2 separate regions of the Homo sapiens genome follow, and region 2 is linked to region 1. The links are chromatin contacts, found by Hi-C or POLR2A ChIA-PET in ENCODE. All regions are on one chromosome and are shown on one strand. Each heading gives the region's core, a stretch centred on a gene start or an enhancer-like site at or near the end of the contact. The rest is flanking DNA. Distances are from core to core; before and after follow the strand shown.

The links. Hi-C counts contacts between places; a loop is a spot of excess contacts on that map. ChIA-PET counts read pairs that join two places held with the same protein, here RNA polymerase II (POLR2A). Pooled maps may share reads with other maps.
Region 2: a loop to region 1 is called in a map of Calu3, with 11 times the contacts of the local background. The contact joins two enhancer-like sites. A Hi-C loop is called at or near these places in 5 of 168 maps with a recorded cell type or tissue (Caco-2, Calu3, GM12878 and 2 more), 19 of 37 single-sample maps with no recorded cell type and 7 of 50 pooled maps. POLR2A ChIA-PET finds 5 or more read pairs at or near these places in 1 of 52 experiments (HepG2).

The regions. Positions count from the first base shown.
Region 1 is chr4:68,731,460-68,734,810 of GRCh38, forward strand. No RefSeq gene overlaps it. Among named protein-coding and RNA genes, the nearest start is that of UGT2B15, 62 kb to the left of the region's middle. Within about 2 kb of position 1,857, at least 3 of the 41 ENCODE cell types and tissues checked have a DNase peak (open chromatin) inside an H3K27ac peak, as active enhancers do.
Region 2 is chr4:68,654,713-68,658,063 of GRCh38, forward strand. UGT2B15 (UDP glucuronosyltransferase family 2 member B15) reads right to left here. Exons shown (of 6, transcript NM_001076.4): 4 at 383-470. Among named protein-coding and RNA genes, the nearest start is that of UGT2B15, 14 kb to the right of the region's middle. Within about 2 kb of position 1,524, at least 4 of the 41 ENCODE cell types and tissues checked have a DNase peak (open chromatin) inside an H3K27ac peak, as active enhancers do.

The DNA.
Region 1 (3,351 bases), core at 607-3,106:
GTCAAAGTCATTCAACAAGTCTCTATGAAATTCCAAACTTTCTCTCATTTTTCTGTCTTCTTCTGAGCCCTCCAAACTGTTCCAATCTTTGCCTATTACCCAGTTCCAAAGTCGCTTCTACATTTTTGGGTATCTTTTCAGCAATGCCCCACCCTACTAGTACCAATTTACTCTATTTTTCTGTTTTCACACTGTTGATAAAGACAAACCAGATACTGTGAAGAAAAAGAGGCTTGGCCAGGCGTGGTGACTCACACCTGTAATCCCAGCACTTTGGGAGGCCAAGACGTGCAGATCATGAGGTCAGGAGATTGAAACCATCCTGGCTAACACGGTGAAACCCCATCTCTACTCAAAATACAAAAAATTAGCCAGACGCCTTGGTGGGCACCTGTAGTCCCAGCTACTCGGGAGGCTGAGGCAGGAGAATGCCATGAACCCGGGGGGCAGAGTTTGCAGTGAGCCGTGATCGCGCCACTGCACTCCAACCTGGGGGACAGAGCGAGACTCTGTCTCAAAAAAAAAAAAAAAAGAAAAGAAAGAAAAGGAGGCTTAATTAGACTTAAAGTTCCTCATGGCTGGGGAGGCCTCAGAATCAGAGCAGGAGGTGAATGGCACTTCTTACATGGTAGCAGCAACAGAAAATGTGGAAGATGCAAAAGTGGAAACCCCAGATAAAACCATCAGATCTCATGAGACTCATTCACTATAATGAGAACAGTATGGAAGAAACAGTCCCCGTGATTCAAATTAACTCCCATAGGGTCCCTCACACAACACATGGAAATTATGGGAGTACAATTCAAGATGATATTTGGGTGGGGACACAGAGCCAAACCATATCAATACTCATCAGTGATACTGGCTTGTAGTTTTATTGTTTTGTTATGCCCATGCTTTGTTTTTGTGTAAGAGTAACATTATCCTCATAGAATGAGTTTGAATTATTCCCTTTTTTTTTTATTTCTCTTTTTCTTTTCTTTTTTTTTTTTGAAAAGGTTGAGTCAGATTGGTATCAAGCTGTTACATGTTGGGTATAATTCAAAAGTGGGATCATAAGTTTCTGAACCTTTTTATTTTGATGAAAGACATTTTATTACTTCAATAACAGCTTCAATCCCTTGCCCATTATTATTTGTTTGATGTTTTCAACCGCTTTATAGTTCAATCTTAGTAAGTTTTGAGTCCAGAAATTCATATATTTCTTCTAGGTTTACTATTAATTTATCATAACAATTCTAATAGTTTTGTATTATTTTGGTCTCAGTTTTTATGTCTCTTCTTTTTCCATTTCTGATGGTTTTTATTTGCATCTTGTCTATGTTTTTCTTGCTTAACTTAGCTAAAGGTTTGTTAACATCATTGATCTTTGAAACAAGTCAGGGTCACTGGTCTGGTTGTCTAAGGTGTTATCAGAGCTTGTGATCTCAGGACCAAAAAAATTAAGAAGCGTGGTTACAAAGGGTGAGGTTGGAGCAAAAATTTAATAACAAAAAAACAAAGCTCTCGGCAGTGGAGAGGGTTCCCTGATGGTTGCTGTGTTACGGTTGTATTCAAAAGCTCTTATGAGGAACTGCTTTCATCTCTGTAACTGAGTAACTTTTCTTATCTATAAAACTGCCTGCATAGTTTCATCTCTGTAACTGAGTAACTTTTCTTATCTATAAAACCGCCTGCATATCTCCCAGTTATTCTCTGTCATTGTGGATATGTCTCCAGGAAAGCACAAAGTGCTGTTTCTTGCGTTTGTATAATGATGGGTTTGTTTTAGGTACACCCCCCTCCTCTCTTTGCAAATTCCCATGGAGCCCACTGTGTACATGTCTGAAAAGGGGAGGACACTTTTTCCTGGGAGCTTACTAATCATACAAAGAGCAAAGGGTTTCTATGCTGGACATTGCATGCCTTGCCTGCTTATCTGTGGCTTATCTGTGCAGGTGCACTGTAGCTGTGATTTTTTTTTTAGGCAGGCAGCTTCTGCAGTCTGAGTTTTTCCCCAAGCTGCTCTATTTTTCCTGTAGTTGTGAGTTTTCAGGAAGGCAGCATTTTTGAGGACCAGCCTTAATTGTTTACTTAACTGATTTTCTCTTTTCTTCTCCATCATCTTCACAAAAAAACAACTTTTTGTTTCATAGATCTTTTGTATTGTGTTTATTTTAGCCTCAAATTTATTTAACTGTGTTCTGGTCTTTATAATTTCTTTCTTTCTATTAGCTTTGGGTTTGGTTTGTTCCTGCTTTTTTAGTTCTTTGATGTATAGGATTAGGTTATTTGAAGTCTTTCAACTTTTTTGATACAGATGTTTGTTACAAGAAACTTTCTTCTTACAGTTTTTTTGGCCATCTTCCATAGATGTTGGTATGCTGTACTTCCATTTTCATTTGTCTCACAAAATTTTTAAATTTTCTTCTTAATAACTTCATTGACATGTTTGTCATTTAGCAGTATGTTTAATTTCCATGTGTTCATGTCTGTTTTCCAGATTCTTCTTTTAATTTATTTTTTGTTTTATTTCATTGTGGTCAGAAAATATACTTCATATGATACTTGTGTTTTTGAATTTGTACAGGCTTGTTTGGTAGCCTATCATAGAATTAAGGGAGACATTTTTTGTGCTAATAAAAAGAATGTCTATTCTACAGCAATTATGTGAAACTTTCTGTATATGTCAGTTAGGCCCTTCATATCTAGTGTGTACTTTAACTCTGATGTTTCTGTGTTGATTTTCTTCCTGGATAATCTTTCCATTACAGAGAATGGGGTGTTAAAGTCTCCTACTATTGCTGTGTTGCATGCTAGTTTTGCCTTTAGGTCTGTTAATGTTTGCTTTACATGCTTGAGAGCTCAGGTTTTGGTAAGTATAATGACTAAATCTTGCTAAACTGACCCCTTCATTATCATGTAGTTACTGTCTTTGTTTTTTGTTTTTTTTTTCCCGTCTGATTTGTAATCTGTTTATAACTACACCTGTACTTTTCTGGTTTCTAGTTGCATGGAATATATTTTGCCATCCCTTCACTTTCAGTCTATGTATGGCTTTATAAGTGAAGTGGGTTTCTTTAAGGCAGCATGATTCTTTATTCAGCCATTCTATGTCTTTTAACTGAGAACTGAGACAATTTACATCCATTTTTATTATTGACAAGTAAGGCTTACTAGAGCCATTTTGTTGATTGTTTACTGTTTGTTTTTAGACTCCTCTCTTCCTTCCTTCCTGTCTTTCTTCATAATTAGGTGATTGTCTCTGGTAGTATATTTCAAGTTGCTGCTTTTTAAGTACATCAATGATAGATTTCTTAACTGTGGTTACCAGTAGACTTACAGAAAACCATTTTAGAGATATGGCATGTT
Region 2 (3,351 bases), core at 274-2,773, 77 kb before region 1:
ACTGGTAATAGAAAAGTGTCCGCTATTTTTCAGTGCCTGTTGAAATAACCCTGCAGTAGGGGAAAGAACAGAGGTAAAGCTGCATAAATAGGAGACAGACAGAAAATCCAGGATGTTATTTAAAACCTGTGAGAGGAAATTACACCTGAACAAAGAGATTTTTATTCTGACCATAAAGAATGTGACTGTATGTAATAAAATGCCAACTACTATAGTGCATTCTTTTTATACTAAGACTGGAAAATAAATATAAAGTAGTTAAATTTGATTTGTTTTTTAGTTTTCCAATAATAAATGCTAAATATGTTTGTTTTATGTTGAACTATTATCACTCCAATTTGCTGTTACTAATATATTCACTGTTTGTTCTCCAGAATCTTACCAAGAAGGTCATTCTGGGGTAACCACTTGTACAGTCGAGTATTGGAACCTAAAGTATTTGGCTTCTTGCCATCAAATCTCCATAGAACCTGTTAGGGCAAGGAAAATATCTTGTTCAATGAATAGAACTCTAAAAACATAGCATGTTAGAATTCTGAAGAGATTAATAATCAGTTAGTTAATCCATATAAAAGATGAAGAAATAAGAAGAAGTGATGTCAAGTAATGAGAACTACTAAAAGTTTGAGGTAAGTTGAATACCCACGTTTAATGTCGTTACTTTTATAATCAATTTTGTATATAAAGAAATAATGACATTTCTAACATAATAGCTAGACACATGAGATTGTGAAAGGAAAATAAATCTTGGCAACCCAAACTCTATGCTAAAGGGAAAAGTTAAGCTGCTTAGGGCAAACCTACCTCCCATTCTATTCAAAGTCAGCCCTTGACTCACTGAGATAAATGAATATCAAATTGCCTCATTTCGAGAGGCTAATCAGAAACTCAAAGGAATTCAGCTATTTGTCTCTCATCTACCTATGACCTGGAAGCCCCTTCCATGCTTCAAGTTGCTCTGCCTTTGTTTCTAGCTGTCTCCCATTTCTGGACCGAACAAATGTTCATCTTATATATGTTGATTGATGTCTCATGTATCCCTAAAATGTATAAAACCAAACTGTCCCCCCACCACCTTGGACACATGTCATCAGGACCTCCTGAGGCTGTGTCATGGGTGCACATTTTCAACCTTGGCAAAATAAACTTTCTAAATTATCTGAGAACTGTCTCATATATTCAGGGTTCATATTTTGGTAACCATGAAGAGATTCTGAGTGGAGGTTCCCTGACCTTTGATAAATGTCCTATCAGTGCTTGGTACCAGCATGAGCTAAATTTATGGCTCAAACAAAGAAGACAATTGGCTGAGGTCTGGGAGCAACCCCTCCAGAGAATCTCTGATACCCCAAAATTCAGACAAGATCTGAAGTTTATTTTGCTGTACAACTCCTTTTTGTTTTTTTTGGAGTTTTACTTGCTTCCTACAAGAAAGGCAAGATTTCCTGTTTCCATGACAATGGAAGGCAGGTAACTCTATGGAGTTTGAGCTCGCTCCCAGGAGGGAGGATGAATTTGAGGTTTCTTTCCTGATTCTAGGATGGCAGAGGGCAGTTTTGGCCTGAAACCCATCCGTAGGTAAACAGCTGAATTGCGGTTTTGTCTTGGTTAATGTTTAACAACTAGCTGGACTTAATTTCTCCTTACCATTACAGTGCTTAGTGATCACATTTCTGGGATTTTTTTTTTTTTTTGTACATTCCAGTATTTCTCCCATCAGATTTGATGAACTTTACCTGACTTGATCAAATCTGAGTGAGAATTCCAAATTGTGGGTAACAAAGCCTGTCTAATTTGGCTAAAATTCTTTGCAGACGCAAAAGAGAAAACAAAACAAAACAAAACAAAACCTAAAAACCATGCTCTTGGTTTCTGTGTTTGCTTCCTGTCTTTAAAAAAACAAATGTTCTTTTGTTTACTTTTCCTCCACCCTATACCTCCTTTTGCCTTTTGCCATTTGCAGTATGAAAAATCTAGAGAAGGCTTCTAATGACTTGAACTCTTTTAAAGAATTCAGAACAAAGGCACCACTCACCCCTTTAGGGGTGTCTGTTTTCTTTGTGGAGTTCCAAGAGTTGTGGGCAGATTTTTTTCTCAGTCCAAAGCTCTGTTTTCCTATGTTGAATGACCTGATCTCTTTGGCTTTGAGATTACCACAGATTACCTTGTACTGTGAGAGGATTTTACCTTGGCATGTGTAATGGCAGACGAGTTACAAAGTAGGGGGTGGCTGAGTACAGTTTACTGGAAGTAGTATTGACTGTTGCTATTTTTTTCCTCCTAGGAAGTTGTTGTTTAAGAATCCTAATTCTAGTTTGGAGATGTGTTGTAAAGGGTCTCCTCTATTGTTTTTATTCCCCAAATTAATCTCATTTGGCTTGTCTGTGTGGATTTGTGTGAGAAACTGAACTGTGGTTTACATAGGAAAATGAGAGACTGAGTTTTCTCAGCTCCAAAGTGAAAGGGCATCTGCTCCTCCCAGGCAAAAGGCACCCCTAAGCAACTGGGGGCCTTGTGGGAGTGTCTTGGGGTTGACCCCCTGTGACATGGAGTGGCCCTGCAGGGAAATCCCCAATAAAAATTAACTTTTAAAAAAAGGCTAGTCCAGGAAACACATATGAGGGCAGATCACCCAGCATTTTGAGCCCTCTCAGAGGTCATACACCTCTGGAGAGAGAAACTGAGACATGTAAGAGGGTGGAAACAACTCAGTGGTGACACACTGTGGAGTACTGCCCACAAGCAGCACACATTGATTCACCACACATAAACCCTAGGCCACAGCTCAGTTCCTCCTTTTAGGAAAAAAAGTGGGAAACAAATAATCTAAGAATGATGAGAAAACAAGAAGAATGACCCCCTGATATCACTTGGTAGGTTTTATGACACCTCTACTTGGCAGAGTTTATGTAAAATGAAGGTAATACGGTCTTTGTGCACATATACATTAAGAACCCTAGGTTGTCCTGCAAGCTATAGAGTTCCTAAGTTCTCTCTTTTTAAAAAAAATTCTTTTCTTCTTGCTTTAAATTTGCTTTTATTTTTCTATTAAGATAAAAACCACACTATGGATTCAACAGGTTTTTGTCTGCAAGCTGGTCAATTTTTTTTATCTCATGGCTAAAGTTCTGAAGTAAAAGCCATAGAATCTTTTGTGTGTGTGTACATGTGTTTGCATATATTTAAAAGGCCATTATAATTTCTATAATTTTATGTTTAATAGGCAATTGAATCCATTTTATTTTCCTTCCAGCACACCAAATTTTTTGTCTCTGTACCTTATGATGTAAATTTTGCTATTTAATTTTCACTTGGTTTCTTTTAATATGCAAATGTAAGACTATTTAGCTT